Regions from separate parts of the Mus musculus genome. Here regions 2 and 3 are each linked to region 1. The links are chromatin loops, found by intact Hi-C in ENCODE. Cell type or tissue: heart. All regions are shown on one strand. Links, peaks and the distances in the headings refer to the core of each region. The heading gives the core; the rest is flanking DNA.

Region 1 (5,853 bases), core at 1,092-3,591:
AGGAAGAAGCCGCCCAAACACCACCATTAAGTTCTTTGGTGCATTTCTCTCCACAATGTCAAGAAGACAAAGGATGCTCAACCAGGAAGGCAAGGCAAACCAATGCCACGCAGCACTGCTGTTCATGGTCTGTTGGGTCATCCTTGCACTTTTCCAAACAATTGTCCACTCCAGCAAAACATCGCATGCCCCCTTCCCAGGCAACCTCAAGAAAAACACTACATGTCCGTTCACAGCAAAATACCCTCCCATGTGATTGCCTCAGCAAAACATCCTCTCAAAAGACAGTTTCCAGAAAAATGTCTCATACCACAGCTGAATCTTCCAGAGAAACCAGAAATTTCCACCTCACAAGTCAAAGGACATTTTTTCAGGTGCAAGTTTTTCCTTTCCACCATGTAAGTCCCAGAGACTGAATTCACCATCAAACTCAAGGAGGGGCCATTACCACTGAGCTACCTCCATAACCTCATTTTTTTAATTTTATTTTTTTTTGGAGAGGTTAGATTTAAATAGGGTCTCACTGTGTAAACTTGGATGGCTTAGAATTAATTCATAGCTGACCTGGAACCCCCTCTGTAGGTTCAAGATCAGGGTGGCCTTGAACTCACAGAAGTCTGCTTGTCTCTTTGTCTCTTAAGGACTAGGATTAAGGTATGTGCTGCCTGGCCTAGCTCTGTAAATTTTGCTGTTGTTTCGCAATTTGTCTTTCTATGTGGACAAGTTGACTCTAAGCGCACTATCCTCTACCCTTAGCCTGTAGTGTACTGGGATTACAGACATGTGGTGCCATAGCTGGCCCCAGGGCTCTTACAGTAAATTTACAGGGTAAATACAGTATTATTATTTGTTTTTTAAAAAAGGTGGGGGGGCTGGTGAGATGGCTCAGTGGTTAAGAGCACTGACTGCTCTTCCAAAGGTCCTGAGTTCAAATCCCAGCAACCACATGGTGGCTGACAACCATCTGTAACAAGATCTGATGCCCTCTTCTGGTGTGTCTGAAGACAACTACAGTGTACTTACATATAGTAAATAAATAAATCTTAAAAAAAAAAAAAAAAGGAAGAAAGGCCAGATGTGGTGGTGCACACCTTTAATCCCAGCACTTGGGAGGCAGACTCCTGAGTTCGAGGCCAACCTGGTCTACAGAGTAAGTTCCAGGACAGCCAGGGCTACACAGAGAAACCCTGTGTCGAAAAACAAAACAAAACAAAACAAAACAAAACAAAACAAAACAAAACAAAACAAAAAAGAAGCTGAAGAGACGAAGAGCTTGTTTTTGAGCCGGGTGGTGGTGCAGGCGGATTTCTGAGTTTGAGGCCAGCCAGGGCTACACAGACAAAACAAAAAACCAAAATAACAACAAAAAAGAGCTTAGTTTCTTAGACCAGACCCTGAATTATAACCTCAATTTCTCTCTCTCTCTCTCTCTCTCTCTCTCTCTCTCTCTCTCTCTCTCTCTCTCTCTCTCAATGTATCATGCACAGTGTTCTGTCTGTATGTGTGCCTGCATGCCAGAAGAGGGCACTACCAGATCTCATTATAGATGGTTATGAACCACCATGTGGCTGCTGGGAATTGAACTCAGGTCAGGACCTCTGGAAGAGCAGTCAGTGCTCATAACCTCTGAGTCATCTCTCCAGCCCCCCCAAACAGCTTTTAATAAGAGCACTTCCCTTCCCCCTTCTGCGGAAAGCATCATGACATTAGTTCTCCATTCTTGATATGTTATTTCATAGTCTTTTGTTTGTTTTGTTTTTTACTGTCCTAGAACTCACTCTGTAGACCAGGCTGGCATCAAACTCAGAAATCTGCCTCCCAAGTGCTGGGATTAAAGGTATGTGCCACCATGCCTGGCTTTATTTCATAGTCTTATTTGGACTATTCATTACGTTTCTTACCCTGACATACAGAAAACATTTTAATTCCATCATCTCTGTGTGTATGCAGTACCTTGTGTGTGGGAGGGGCTACCAGTGGGAGTTGGTGTGATCCACCCACGTGGGTCCCAGGGATTGAACTCAGTTCTTTAGGCTTGCCAGCAAGCGCCTTTACACACTGAGACATCTCACCGACCCATTTTATGAGTATGTCTGTTCATATAACAAACCAGTAAACTGTTGAAAGGAAAAGAGAGAGAGAGATGACAGACAGACAGACTGACAGACAGGAGGAAAAGAATAGGTGGGAGAGAGGCAGAGAGAAAAAGATTTGACTACATCAAAACCTTTCACCAGATGGGCGCTTTCATCCCTAGTTCCCTGCTGTTCTTCTTTTGACCAACAGGTGGCAGGCTAAACCCACAACAGGCGACCATGACTTTCTTTAACTGCAATGAGAAGAAAATTGCTTCTTTTCCCACACGTATTTCTTTCCCCAGATAAACAGTGCGGTGAGCATCTGCCCGCTTATCAAGGAAGTGAGCCCCAGAAGAAGGTCGCTTTTCAGGTGAGGGACACACGGGTCACCAACCTGACTCTGAGCTTCAGGTTACAACACTGCAGACAAGTTCCTTAGAAAGCAGCCAAGGTTGCTCCAAAAGTTGTTTTAAAATTCACATAATCTACATTTCCCCAGTTAATAATAATAAAAAGTGTATAACCAGAAGTCACAGAGGCCCTTCTGTCATAACTGGTAGGGTTTTAGAGGTAATGGTACTTCCTTTTCATGAAGGAGAAGTTTTCAGAGCCAGCCCCCTCCCAGAATCCTTCCACCCACCCCTCTATACACTGCTCTCCCCCAGGAATTGCTTCCCAGCCCTTCACAAAATTGCCAGGGTAATTGACTCTTCGCGGGCTGAGTCTGACTTCCCACCCTGATTTGGTAACAGACTTTGTTTTGGTGAGATGAGGCTCTTTGTTTGCCAATGCACAATAAAAATGGCTTTTGAGTGACTTCAGAGGACGCTTTCTGGTGCCAATAGCAGATTCCAAAGCAGCCTTTATCCCCGACGTGGGGGATCGGGTCCCTCGAGACTGTTTAAGGATCGGTTTTCAAAGTGCTCAGAACCTGAAATGTCTTGTATGGTATATTTGCAGGTGCATAATTGGCCCAGTGCTCCAGGGTTATAAAGGCTGCCTTCCTGTGGTAGCAGTAGACAGACTGAGCCTCTTGCTAAAATTGAGGGCTGCAATTTCGATAACAAATCTGATTCTAACTCTCCCGTGTCACTTCAGCCCAAAGGTGCCTTTGTCTCCCAAGAGAAAGAGGGCTGGAAGTGACTGAATGGCCCTTCAGCAGAGCCAGGAGCAAAACATTGCCGAGGGACACTTTTGTCCGGAGAGTGGAGGTTTAGGGCTGGTATGTGTGAAGTGAGTTCTCTTTGTTCACTGCCAACCTGCCTGAATGCGTGTGAGGCGGCGGAGGTGACAGCAAAATGCTTTAAAAGTGGCCTGCAGTGGGAAACTCGGAGCGCACAATGGCGTTATTTTTGTTAGACATAATTCTCCCACCTCGCCTTTTTATTGCAGGAACCAAAATAAGTCCGGATAAAGCTTTAAAAGGCTGCCTTGATGTTGGAAGGAAAATGGATATTGTCTCTCCCCACAGTGTCTGAATGGTGCACATAATCCTAGCTATATCCAGATAAGAAGACGCCCCGCCCTGGGTGGAAGAGCACCAGGCGTCTCCAGGGAGGGGCCGGAGGGTGCTAGCCCATCTTACTGAAACTTCTAAAATCTGAAGAGAAGGCTCCCTGCTCTTCACACTTCTATTTGCAGTTAATGTTTATGTGTGGTAGAAATGTTCGATCCCCTTTACTCCTCAAAGCCCCCCCCCCCCACCTCCGGCATTTGATCACTTGATGACACCCATGAAGACTCCAGCTTTCGGCTTTCATCATCGAAAACCCGCGGGCTGTAGACTGAGGAGAGGAAAGGGGCGGTGCTCTCCCCCTAAATTGCTCAATTTAGTCAATTTAGGAGATCAGGGAGCCAGGGAGCTCCTTCTGCGATTAAGTGTGTTTTTTCTTTTGTTTGTTTGTGTTTTTCAAGACGAGGTTTCTCTGCATAGCCCAAGCTCAGAGATCCGCTTGCCTCTGCTTCCCAAGTGCTGGGATAAACTTGGCGAGCCATCAGAGTGACTCCAGTCGGGGAGGTTTTAGTGAACTGTGTCTCAGGTAAACCGGATGTGGGAGGATGTGGGCGCCACATTCAAATCTGAGGGGTGCCTCTCAAAGGAAAGATCTAATCGGCCAGCCTTCCCTGCAGCAGCTACCAGGGTGGAACGTTTGCCTGTTTGTGTTCCAGGCAGGGGATGCTGCTAATTATGGGAGCAATTCCCATGGATACAGAGAAGAAGGAGCCAAGCCCTGATCAGGAGCGGATGATCAGGAGGGGACTAAGGAGAGTGGTTGGCTCAGTGATTACGAAGAACACTTGTTGATCTTGCAAAAGTCAGGAGTTCAATTCCTAGCACCCACAAGGTGCCTCACAACTGTCCCAGGAACTCTCACACCCTATTCTGACCTCCATGGGTATCGGCGAGCACCTGGTAACCATACTTAACATGCAAATAAAACACTCAGACATAGCAGAGCGTGGTAGCACCCGCCTTTAATGCCAGCACTTGGGAGGCAGAGGCTCATTGGTGAGTTTAAGGCCAACCTGATCTACATACTGGGTTCTGGGCCAGCCAGAACTACATATGAGATGCTTTCTTGAAGAATAAAAACAAGAGCTGGAGAGATAGCTCCATAGTTAAGAGCACCGACTGCTCTTCCAGAGGTACTGAGTTCAATTCCCAGCAACCACACGGTGGCTCACAACCATCTGTAATGGGATCTGATGCCCCTCTGAAGAGAGCAAAGGTGGTATACTCACCTACATTAAATAAATAAATAAATCTTAAAAAAAAAAAGTAGGACAAAACCCCCAACAAAATCATTTGCATGCTTTTAAATCCAGCACTCAGGAGGCAGAAGCAAGATTAGTTTAGCCATTTGGGGCCAGCAAGATGACACAAATGGCTTGCCACCAAGCCTATTGACCTAAGTTTGATCCCCAGGACCCACACAGTAAAGGAAAAAAAAACAAAGTCTGCAAGTTGTCCTCTGACCGTCCCATGTAAGTGTATCATGTTATCATATGCACATGCAAGAAATAAATAACCTGGTAATTTAAAAAAAGATTTATTTATTATTATATGTAAGTACACTGTAGCTGTCTTCAGATGCACCAGAAAAGGACATCAGATCTCATTATGGGTGGTTGTGAGCCACCATGTGGTTGCTGGGATTTGAACTCAGGACCTTCAGAAGAACAGTCGGTGCTCTTAACCACTGAGCCATCTCTTTAGCCCCCGATAACCTTTTAAACATTTTTTTTTTCTGTTTTGTGCAATCTAAGTTTATTTCACTGATGGAAACATTTCTCTTTGCGCAATTTTTTATGCATAATACATCATCAAGCTTAATGTCTATGTACAGTGCCAAAACATATTTGTTCTGGTGTGTGTGTGTGTATGTGTTTGTGGGATGTGTGTGTGTGTGTGTGTGTGTGTGTGTGTGTGTGTTTGTGTGTGTGGTGTTCATTTGTCAAGGTTGAAACTTACCTTTAAGGCCAGGCATGGTGGTGCATGTCTTTAATGCCATCACTTGGGAGGCAGAAGCCAAAGGATCATTGTGAATTTGAGACCAGCCTGGTCTACAAAGCAAGTTCCAGGGCACCCAGAGCTTTAGTTCAAGGCCAGGTCTGGACAGATGGCTCAGTGGTTAAGAGCACTGGCTGCTCTTCTAGAAGACCGGAGTTCAATTCCCAGCACCCACAAGGCAGCTTACAACCATCTGTAGCTGCAGTTCCAGGGCATCAGTGTGGGCACTGCACGCACACACCACAGAGACACACATGCAGCAAA
Region 2 (5,853 bases), core at 1,101-3,600, 55 kb after region 1:
GACCTGTGGCTGGATCCCAGCACCCCTACAGGAGGCTCAAAGCAGTCTGGAGCTCTGGCTCCAGGGTGTGTGACACTCCCTTCTGCTCTCCCTGGGCACCCTCAGAAGGGACACATGTATGCACACGTACACGTGTGCATGCACGGGCACACACACACACAATCCCAGCACTCAAGAGGCAGAGACAGCAGGATCTCTGAGTTTGAGGCCAGCCTGATCTACAGAGTGCTAGGACAGCTAAAGCTACACAAGAGAGACCTTGTCTCAAAAAAACAACCCAGAAAACAAACCAAACGTAACTCCTGTCAATTCCGTGCATCGAATCCTTCCTCACGTTTAGCCTTTCTGTTCTCTCGTCCTGTTAAACTATATCCATGTGCACATTTGTTTACATATAAACATATTGACTAGAATTTAAAATTATTTAAATTCTATATTAAATGACATTTTATTTCATTCGTAATTATTTTTCTAGTTCTGTAACGGATTTTTAAAATTTTGGTGGGGGATAAGCCCATAAAACATATTTGACGTTGAATGTGTAAAACTGTAAAATTTAATGTGAGTTTCCAGAGTGTCCATTCCTATTCTTTTGTTGTTGTTATTGTTTGTTTATTCCTTTGAGACTATCTCTCTACATTACCCCTGGCCTTAAACTCGCAGAGATCTGCCTGCCTCTGCTTCCAGAATGCTGAGATTAAAGGCATGTGTTACCACACCCAGCTCAAGGTGAGGTTTTTTTGGATTTGTTTGTTTGTTTTTCTTCTTTTATTGAGACAGAGTTTTAACCAGCCTGGCCACCGGGGCCAGGGCCGGGCCGGGCTGGGGGGCATGGGCAGAGGCAGGGCATGGGCAGGGGCAGGGCAGAGGCAGACAAAGCTCTGTATTTGAGGCCAGCCTGGTCTACAGAGTGATTTCCAAGACAGAACTATACAGAAAACCCTGTCTTGCCGGGCAGTAGTGGTGCATGCCTTTAATCCCAGAGGCAGGCAGATTTCTGAGTTCAAGACCAGCCTGATCTACAGAGTGATTTCCAGGACAGCTAGGGCTATATAGAGAAACCCTGTCTCGAAAGAAAAGAAAAGAAAAGAAAAGGAAAGAAAAGAAAAGAAAAGAAAAGAAAAGAAAAGAAAAGAAAAGAAAAGAAAAGACAAACAAACAAGAAAACAAAAACAGGAACAGAGAAAGGAATAACTTTCATGGGTCACCACGTTGGCTCAGCCTGTGAAGAGCTTGCCGCGCAAGCTTGATAGCCAGAGTTTGATCCTGGCACCCACTGGAAGGAGAAAAACTATTCTAAAAGTCATCCTTTAAGTCAGCCAGTGGCAGTGCACACCTTTAATTTCAGCACTTGGGAGACAGAGGCAGGCAGATCTCTGAGTTTGAGTCCAGCCTGGTTTACATAGTGAATTTCAAGACAGTCAGAATTATGTAGAGAGACCCTGTCTCTGTGTGAGGAGGCCAGAGGACAACTGGCAGGAGTCAACTCTCTCCCCCGTCCATGTGGGGTCCCAGCTACCGAACTCGGGCCCTCATGCTTGTTAGCTGTACCCACAGAACTGTCTTACACTCATTCGTTTTTCCAAAGAATGTGAAAGAACGGCAGTGAGCACGTGAGCTTCAGTTGAACCGTCCTTCCCAGGAGCGAGAATGTGAAGTGGAGACTCAGGTTACTACGGAAGTATGGTGCAATGGATAATAACCTATAAAGGTTGTTTGCTGACACCTCCATGTCACCTCACAGAGGGTCGCAGACGCAGGCTCCAGAATCCGGTGACATTTCACTGCATTTCACGCTAGCTGTCCTTGGGAAGATTTTCAGTTCAGATACGCCTCGTGACAAAAACTCAGTGCTGGGGAGCTTCCTCTGTGAGAAAAGAACATCTCCACTTAGGGGAAGAGAAAATCTTGTTCCCTTTGCTCTGCATTATGGGTAGTAGTCTCTTTAGAGTGCCTTTGCCCCTTTTAAAAATAGGCATAACTTATGCATACCGATGTCCAAACACACCACTATAGTGACCCCTGGAAGTGGCAACAGGATTAGCCCAGATGGAAACAAACCTTGAGAGATGGTTAGCTTCCCTGGTCCCTGAAGAGTCACATGGGGAAACAAAAGTGGGGTGATTCGAGGCGAGCACTGGGAGCCAAGAGAATCAGGAAGAGAGTGTCTGCGGCGGAGTTCCCCTGAGACCTGCATGCATTTGCGCGCGCGCATGCACACACACACACACACACACACAAATACACACACGCTTCTTTCTCTCTTGGTCCTTTGCAGGCACCTGGGACATCATCCTAAGGTAGCACACCCTTGACCTCTCCTGGTGACACTGTGTCCTGGGCCACACAGCCTTGATTGCCAGAGAAATACGGAGGAGCAGGAGTCTTGGATGGAGAGAGAGCTTGACCCACTGTCCACTACTTCAAGAAACGGGCATAAGGTGGCAGCACTGGCAGTCCCTGCATGTGCCTGAGGAAGCTTGGCCAAGGGCCAGGTAAGCTGGAGCTCTCAAGTCCCAGGGAGAAGACGGCAAAAGGAAACTCAATAGAAGGCGCCATCCTTAGCCTATGGAGAAGTGGAAGGGGGAGGCTGTCTAACATACATGGTATGCTCCCATTTATATGACATGTCTGTGATAAGCAGCTCCACAGACCGGAAGTAGGACTGCAGCATTGAGCTGTAGAAAACTGCTGAAAATAAGGGGTTTCTTTGCACGGTGATGATGTTCTGAAACTCTGGATAGGACTAGATTGGTTTTTGTTTTGTTTTTTAAAGAATTTATTTCCATCATTTTTTAAAAAATTCTTTATATTTGTGTGTCTGTGTCTGGGCATGTGCAGATGACCCAGCAGGCCAAGGGGTGTGGCACCTCTTAGAGCTGGAGTTACAGGTGGTTTGAACCACCTAATGTGGGTGCTGGGAACTGAACTCAGGTCCTCTAGAACAGTGCCTGCTCTTAACTGCTGAGCCATCTCTCCAGCCCGAGATGGTGATTATATCTCAGTGCTGTTACTTAAAACAAACAAACAAACAAACAAACAAGCAAACGCCAGAAAGGTGACTCCATATGTAAGTCACTTACTGTGAAGTTCACTCCTTGGGACAGAGACAGTGAAAGGAGAGAACGGACTCCTACAGTTTATCTGATGACCCTGATACCTGCACCTGGACACTCTTATGTCTTCATGCACAATAAAGTAAACAAATAAATAAGTGTGATAAATACAAAAAGAACAGGGCAGCCATAGCAGCCCGCATCTGCAATGCCAGCACATCTGCAATGCCTACATAAGAGTAACCCTACAAGGTGAAGCTAGCCTGGGCTACATAAGAGTATCCCTACAAGGTGAAGCTAGCCTGGGCTACATAATGACTCTGAAGCCAGTTGCTCATATATAATCCAACCAAGTGCTTTGGAAGTGGAGGCCCAAGGAACATGGATTTCAGGCTTGGGCTGGAGAGATGGCTCAGCAGTTAAGAGTGCTTCGGGTTCTTCCAGAGGACCAGAGTTTAGTTCTCAATACTCATATCAGTTACTCATACCTCTAACTCCACGGACCTGGAGTTCTGGCCTCCTTAGGCACTCACACACATATGATATTCACTCAACACACAGACACAGACAGACACAAATAATAAAAATAAATCTTTAAAAAAAAAAAGGTTTTGGGCCTGGGCTGGGGAGATGGCTGTATGGATATAATCGCTTGTCTGTCAGCCTGATGCCTTGTGCTGCACCTCTGGACCTACAGGAAATACCCTAAGTGGTCTAACCTCAGCACATCTGCAGGGAGCTGAGCAATCTCCTGGAAATTCATGGGCAAGCCAGCCTGGAGCAGCAGTGCATCTAGAAAAAGACCATCCCTCACCATAGCACATCTCCCAAGAGTCATTTGACCTCCATATACACACAGTGGCACACACACACACACACACACACACACACACACACACACACACACACGCACTAATACTAGCAAGACATAGAAAAGGACACTGGTAATATTGTATAATTTAGTCTCTTTTTTTTTTTTTTTTTTTTTTTTTGGTTTTTCGAGACAGGATTTCTCTGTATAGCCCTGGCTGTCCTGGAACTCACTTTGTAGACCAGGCTGGCCTCGAACTCAGAGATCCACCTGCCTCTGCCTCCCGAGTGCTGGGATTAAAGGCGTGCGCCACCATGCCCGGCTTAGTCTCTATTTTTAAATGTGTGTAAAACAAAAACAAAAAACAAAACCAAAAACCAAACAAAAACCCAGGACCTAATTTCTAAGAAAGTAGAGTTTTAGCTAGGTGAGGTTGTGGACACTTACAGTCTCTATACTTGAGAGGCTTAAACAGGGTAATGAGAGCTCAAGGCCCAGCTACAGAGAGTCTCCATCAAAACATAAAAGGAGACAGACAGACAGACAGAGACAGCAAGACAGGTAGGCAGACAGATACAGAGAGAGAGAGAGAGGAATCTGGTGTATTTTTTATTATTGTTATTTTGTAATGATTAGTCTATATCAGCCTTGATTTTTTTTTTTTTTGTAGAACAGGGCTATCTGTCAATCAAATGACTATGTGAACAGTAGAGACAATATGACTCATACATAATAGCTTTATTATTGTCTTATTTGTGGGACATGGACACTCTACTATTTTCCTTTCCATAACTACTTTATTCCATAATTATCTTTTTCTTTTGGTACTAAGATTTGAACCTAAAGTCATGAGCATATTTTTTTCTAGACCTTCTCCCTCTTTTTCTTTTTCCTTTTTTCTTTTTTTTTTTTTTTTGAGACACGGTTTCTCTGTATAGCCCTGGCTGTCCTGAAACTCACTCTGTAGACCAGGCTGGCCTCAACCTCAGAGATCCCTCTGCCTCTGCCACCAGAGTGCTGGGATTAAAGACATGCACCACCAAACCTGGCCTGGTTTTGTTTTTCTAAACAGGGTTTCTTTCTGTAGCCCTGGCTGTCCTGGGGTTCACTCTGTAGACCAGGCTGGCCTCGAACTCAGAGATCCCTCTGCCTCTGTCTCCTGCTGGGATTAAAGGCATGTGCCACCACACCCGGCCTGACCTTCTCCCTCTTAATATTTCAGTAGTATGGAAGTTTCTTTGAGGTCAGGGTTGAGTTAACTTCATAGTTGAGTGTTTCCCGATGTCTTAGTCAGGGTTTCTATTCCTACACAAAAGTCTTGACAAAAAAGCAAGTTGGGGAGGAAAGGGTTTACTTAGCTCACATTTCCACATTGCTGTGCATCACTAAAGGAAGTCAGGACTGAAACTCAAGAAGGTTTGGAAGCAGGAGCTGATAAAGAGGTCATGGAGGGATGTGAGCTGAATAAACCCTTTCCTCTCCAACTTGCTTCTTGGTCATGATGTTTGTGCAGGAATGGAAACCCTGACTAAGACAAATTGATGCCAGGAGTGGGGTATTCCTGTGACAACCTGACCATGTTTTGGGGAGGACTGTGGAAGGACTTTGGGCTAGAAGATCCATTCCTTGTTAAGAACTCTGTGAGATGTTGTGTAGGAGCTTGGAAGATAATGTTGAGAACAGTGCAGAAGATGGAGGTCTGGTTTGTGAAATTTCAGAGAGAAGATTAAAGACTCTTATCAGGGCTTTTGCTATTTTGATTGTGAAGAGTCTGTGGTTCTGGTTAGCTGGGGCTGAAGAATCAGCTGTGATTGACAAGATACCAGAGCTACTAAAGCAAAACTTTGCATTACTGGGACTATTGATGCTGGTTAGCTGGAGCTAAGAAATTAGCAGTGATTAAGAAGAGACCAGCATCGTTGAGGTGAAATCTGGGAAATGTATTCTGAGAGCACAGAGGCTGTGTTCCAGAGATAGCCAAGGTTG
Region 3 (5,853 bases), core at 2,085-4,584, 240 kb after region 1:
CACACTGTAGCTAAAATAGCCACGCATATGTCTGTCTGTTTTGTGTGCTAGGGTTTCGTGAAGCATGCGTTATGTTGTGCTAAACTGCTTCTGCTCTGGACTTCCTAGAAATTAACAGACAAACAATCAAAAAACCCAAATGCCAAACCAAACCAAAAAAAAAAAAAAAAAAATCGGGGGTTGGGGATTTAGCTCAGTGGTAAAGTGCTTGCCTAGCAAGCCCAAGGCGCCCTGGGTTCGGTCCTCAGCTCCGGAAAAAAGAAAAAAAAAAACCAAAAAAAAAAAAAATCCCTTTACTCTCTCTAGTTGCTATAGGTCTCCTTCAGCAGAAAGGAGCCATCCCTCTCAGTGTCCTGTTAGAGCGTACCAGTGATCACAGACCACGCTGAGGTCTCCTCAACCTACTTCCCTTTGTTCCTGCTCTTCACCTGGTTCACGGGGCCCACACCACCCCCCACCTCTGCTCTGTGTGGGGTGGGGAGGGCAGGTTTCTGCAAAGTACAGCTCCCTTCCACAAGCCCCCCTCGCTCCACCTACCCACTGAGTCAGGAGCCAGGAATGTCTGTGGGGGCAGCAGACAAGTATGCCACCCTGGGGGTGTCCCGGGCTGATTCATCTCTCCTTTCCACCCAATCTTCTCCTTACAGGGCTAGGAAATTGAAGTCTGTCTGGAGATAAGAGAGCAACCCTGGACTCTGGGAAGAGGAGTTCTTAAACCTGTGAGTAGGGAAAGTGGTTAGGGCGCCGCTCTCCTGTGCAGAGCTGCCGAGAAGAGGAGTAGGGGTGCGATGGGAAGAAGGAAGACATGTTCTCCCCATCCCGCCGCCCTCTTCCCCCCACCCCCGCCTCCGCCCCAGAGCAAAGCTGACCTGTGATCTCTATCTGACCTTAGAGACTTGCAGGTCAACGTGGAAGACTGGGGAAAAAAGCTTCCATTTGCATTTCTGCTATGTTTGTGACCCACAGAGCCGTGTGAACACTGGAGGACCGAGATATTGGAAGAGCGGCTCCATCCAGAGGCTCTAAACAAAGACCCCAGCACCCACAGTAAAAGCCTGTGAGCTGTCATCCCAGGGCTGTGGGCAGAGAGGAGGTCCTTGGAGCTTGCTGGTTAGTCAGCAGAATCAGTGTACCCCTGGACAGTGAGAGACCCTGTTTTGACGGCTGGCAAGATGGGTTAATGGCCAAAGGCACCTGCTGCCGAGCCTGACCACCTGAGTCCCATCACTGTGACTCCACCGGGTGGAGAAAGCTGACTTCTGTTAAGTTGGCCTCTGGCCTCCACCTTTGCTAAGTGCTCGTGTGCATGCATGGGCAAGCACGTGAAGGCACACACACACACACACACACACACACACACACACACACACACACACACACACACACACAAATGTAACTAAAATGCTTGTAAAGTTACAAAGGATAGAGATAGAGAGCTCAGGGGTTAAGAGTACCCAGTGGTCTTGCAGAGGACCTGGGTTCAATTCTCTGCACCTAAAGTACCTTACAGTGATCTGTAACGAGTTCCAGGGGATCTGATGCCCTCTTCTGGCTTCTCCAGATACCTGTGTATCTGTATATATACCATACAGCCATACAGACACACACATACAATAAATATTGTTTTCCAAGACAAGGTTTCTCTGTGTAGCCCTGGCTGTCTTGGAACTGGCTGTCTACACCAGGCTGGCCTCACAGAGATCCATCTGCCTCTGTCTCCCAAGTGCTGCCTCTGTCTCATGAGTGCTGAGATTAATGTTTTTTTTGTTTTTGTTTTTGTTTTTGTTTTTGTTTTTGTTTTGACAGATCTCATCATGTTGCCATCCGGTTTAGAACTAGCTATGTAGGGGCCAGGCTGGCCTTGAACAAAGAAATGCCTGCCTCTGCTTGCTTGCTTGCTTTCTTTCTTTCTTTCTTTCTTTCTTTCTTTCTTTCTTTCTTTCTTTCTTTCTTTCTTTCTTTTTAGATTTATTTATTTTATATATGCAAGTACACTGTCACTATCTTCAGACACACCAGAAATGGGCATCAGATCCCATTACAGATGGTTGTGAGCCACCATGTGGTTGCTGGGAACTGAACTCAGGACCTCTGGAAGAGCAATCAGTGCTCTTAACCACTGAGCCATCTCTCCAGCCCCCTGCCTCTGCTTTCTTTCTTTTTGTTTTTGTTTTTGTTTTTTTTTTTGTTTGTTTGTTTTGTTTTTTTGAGACAGGGTTTCCTCTGTGTAGCCCTGGCTGTCCTGGAACTCACTCTGTAGACCAGGCTGGCTTCGAAATCAGAAATCTGCCTGCCTCTGCCTCCCAAGTGCTGGGATTAAAGGCGTGCACCACCACTGCCCGGCTCATCACCACAGTCTTAAGTACACAGACCAGGAAGTCCTTTTGCTATCAGAAATTACACGAGTGTTTGTATGTTGAGACAGACGAGATGTAGCCCAGACCAGCCTGGAACTTGCTAATACAAAAGCTGACCCCCCAACTCCAGTGTCTGGGATTACAGATGGGCACCACCGAGCCTGGTTGTGAACCATATTCACCAAAGGAAAAAATGCTTGCTGCCACACCAAGGTCTCAAAATAAGCTGTAACCTGCTCCATACCTCCACTGTGGCCGCAGTGAATGTATGCTGAGGGGTACAGCTGAGCTGTGACGCTGTAAGTGATGCCGTCAGTCCCTGCATGTGGTTTTCTCTGGTGAGTCTGATGGGTAAGCATCAAAACCCACGGCCACAGCTACTGATGCTATTCAAACCCAGAAGCTGCCTTCCTCCCTAGACGAGGCATTTCCCAGCAGCCTGGGTGGCGGGATTCCTGGGCCCCAGGCCCCACAGTTGACTCACCACCTCGGGTTGTGGCTCCTGCTCTCAGTTTCCCTGGATTGCTCTGTGGGTACTCTCCCCCCACTGTGCAGGGCATTAATAAGGGTGAGGCACTTTGAACTCCTCAGATGAAAGAGGCTGGGGAAACAGCACCCCATTATTATCCCTCCGAAGCCAGGCGTGGGAGCGAAGCTGGCTGCCCCCTCCTGCTCTCAGCTATGGCTGCCCACACTGGGAAGCCAACACGAGCCACTTCAGGGCAGACTTTATGAAGAAGCTGCGTTCTCCCTCTGCCCGCAGCACAGAAACCCACCACCGATTCAACTCCATCGGTACTTGGAACCACGTACAGATGCCTCAGTGTTCCCTCTTGATTGACCGCAGCTCCCACAGCATGGTGGCTGGAACTTTTCATCAGTATGTATACCAAAGAGGGGCCACTCCAGAGTTACTTGGCAAAGTGAGCCACGAGGGAACCAGTCTCCGGACATTCCCTAGCTTGTTTCTCTCTGGATCGCTGTAAGAGACGTGTGAGGATTCTGTATTTGCAGGTTCTGTGTAAAATGCCGAGCCCTGCACACATGTAGCTGCGTGCAATTGGTCTATAGATAAAGTCAGAAAAGTCTCTGGCACCAGTGCCCCTTGGCCATCAGGCCCTTCCTGTCAGGTTCTATGGGGAAAACTAAGTCTACAGTGCCACCTACTGGCTGGAAACGCAAACTGCAGCCCTCCCACCCCCCAAACAGCACAAACAGCAAAGAGAAACATTCCCGTTCCCAGACAACAGTCCTAGCATACCTTAAATAACTCACTTTGCACAGATCGTTAGACAAGGGCTTCTACAGCCCAGGCTTGTCTGAAACTCACTATTTAGCCAAGGCTGGCCTTCAACTCCCAATCCTACTGCCTCCACGTCCTGTGCTGGGATTAGAGGCATTCACCCCCACACAGAATGGACTGTCTGAAGGACTCTTTTGCCTGTCTTTGGAAGTGCTGGGAGTTGACTCTGGCACCTTGTGTGTGCTAGCCACTACTAGCTATGTCTCCAGCCCAAGTTATGTTAATTTTTCAAACTTTGACTAGTATTTGAGAAAAGCAGAATAAAACCATGAGCCATGCAGTGGTGGCGCACGCCTTTAATCCCAGCACTTGGGAGGCAGAGACAGATTTCTGAGTTCAGTAGAGTGAGTTCCAGGACAGTCAGGGCTACACAGAGAAACCCTGTCTCGAAAAAACAAAACAAACAAACAAGGGGCTGGAGAGATGGCTCAATAGTTAAGAGCACTGACTGCTCTTCCAAAGGTCCTGAGTTCAGTTCTCAGCAACCACATGGTGGCTCACAACCATCTGAAATGGGATCTGATGCCCTCTTCTGGTGTGTCTGAAGACAGCGACAGTGTACTCACATAGATAAAATAAATAAAATCTTTTTTAAAAAAGCACTGAAGAACAACTAAATCACGACAAGAGTCCAGTGCATAGCTGTAATCTGCCTAGCCAAGGCTGTGAGCCCAGGCTGTGAGCCCAGGCTGTGAAACACTGACCTGAAGAAACAAGAGCGTCAGGCAAGAGCATCTGTCACCATGTCCCTGACCCGAGTTCAACCTCAGAACTCAGGGAAGAACCAGCTCCAAGTTACCCTCTGACCTCCATACACAGGCCCCCCAGCCCACACACGCGTGTGCGCGCGCGCATACACACACACATGCTTGAGCAACACAGACACACACTAAAAAAACGTTATTTAAAAACATTAATTAAATTAAATTTAATTAAAACGTTAATTAAAGACATTTCTTTGTTCTCCAAATCCCTGGGTCCAGAGGGTTGAAGAAAGGTTTAAGGTCACAAAAAAATAGAGACTCATCTCCTATCGTAGCATGCCCATCCACTGCAGCCCATGTAGAGCCAGTCCTCCTGGGGCTTGAGCTTGTCGGCACCACAAAGGGTGCTATGCGTGGCTTCTTCTCTAGAAGTCCTTTGCAGGGATGGAGGTTTCCTCCCAGCCTCTGCTCTGGCTGGACGTGGTTTTTGGGTCCGTACCTCGCTGAGGTGTCCCCGGCTCTCCAGGCCCATGTGTCACAGCTGCATGGCTTCCTGCTCTGCGGTCTGCTCCGAGGGTGCTAAGTACTTCTCCTGGATGCCCAGAGTGCTGAGGGGAGGTTAAGGCTTAGACACGGCAGAAGATGGGGGGACTGGCCTGGGCAGGAGCTGCCCTCTTCTCAAGACCACCACCCACACACATCTCTTCTGCCCCACCCCCCACAGGTGGGTATGAGCCGCCCATTGCAGCCCTCCCTTGGGGCTCCAGTTTCTTCCCCACAAAGGACCAGGGAGCACTGGCCCTCCAGTTGGTGTGGCAGATGCTCAAGAGCCAGGCCAGGGTGTCCAAATCCTGTCCCCATCACTCCCTTTTTCTCTTCTGCAAGATCACAAGTAGACAGAGTCCCTCCCCGACCCCTGACAGCTGGCACACAGGTGCTCAGTACCTATTGTCATCTCATTCTTTCTACCAAGGCAAAGGCTCTAGTCTTCTTGGGCCATAGGGTCTTTTCCCTTCCAGACAGGACACAGATGGGACACTGCTAACACTGGTGACACACGAGCCCTCGCCTTGGCAGTCCCACGAGGGACCTCGTGTTCTACTGCCACTATTCCAGACACGTGTCCTCAAGGGCCTGACACAGATATCTAAATTCCCACCTCCGGCAACCTGGGCAAATGCTCTGTCTCCAAGACAAGCGACCTAAAGGGCAAGCCTTTCCTTCAGCCTCTCCGACAGCCTCTGACCCAAGGAACACGCAAACTGGTCAAATCCCAACCCCAAAGGCCCAGCTGCTCTGGTTTCCAGTGGTGCCCTCTGCCAGCTTGTCCCTTCTATAGGGTAGACCTGTCTCTTCTCCACTCCCTGACAGCTCTGTCACTAACTGTTTTAATAACCTCTTCCATATTTTTCAACCAATACTCCTTTCCCTATTCTCCTTTGTCATTTTTTGAGACAGGCTCTTACTTTGTAGCCCAGGCTAGCCTCAA

What was found. Hi-C counts contacts between places; a loop is a spot of excess contacts. Peaks named below come from ENCODE experiments on the same cell type or tissue, not always from the same donor. Only the 100,000 strongest peaks of a DNase experiment are listed, where the experiment ranks them.
Region 2: it touches region 1 in a loop (2.6-fold over the local background); 7 of 42 quality-filtered maps call a loop at or near these places.
Region 3: a loop joins it to region 1, with 7 times the contacts of the local background. A loop is called at or near these places in 30 of 42 quality-filtered maps.

The regions. Positions count from the first base shown.
Region 1 is chr4:133,826,349-133,832,201 of GRCm38, reverse strand. No RefSeq gene overlaps it. Among named protein-coding and RNA genes, the nearest start is that of Gm12974, 13 kb to the right of the region's middle. In heart, for the core only: a CTCF peak has its summit at 2,282 (motif pointing right); a DNase peak (open chromatin) is centred at 2,321; H3K4me3 peaks cover 901 bases; H3K27ac peaks cover 540 bases.
Region 2 is chr4:133,771,400-133,777,252 of GRCm38, reverse strand. It overlaps Gm30019 (a long non-coding RNA gene), which reads left to right and starts at 1,479. Exons shown (of 3, transcript XR_003955286.1): 1 at 1,479-1,711; 2 at 2,279-2,495. It overlaps Gm29942 (a long non-coding RNA gene), which reads right to left and starts at 2,190. Exons shown (of 3, transcript XR_390817.4): 1 at 2,062-2,190; 2 at 1,704-1,867. In heart, for the core only: a CTCF peak has its summit at 2,435 (motif pointing right); DNase peaks (open chromatin) are centred at 2,172 and 2,482.
Region 3 is chr4:133,590,445-133,596,297 of GRCm38, reverse strand. Gpn2 (GPN-loop GTPase 2) reads right to left here. Exons shown (of 5, transcript NM_133884.2): 5 at 4,563-4,972. The coding sequence ends at 4,900. Gm42324 (a long non-coding RNA gene) reads left to right here and starts at 291. Exons shown (of 2, transcript XR_881487.1): 1 at 291-719; 2 at 967-1,359. In heart, for the core only: a CTCF peak has its summit at 3,518 (motif pointing left); a DNase peak (open chromatin) is centred at 3,527; H3K27ac peaks cover 337 bases.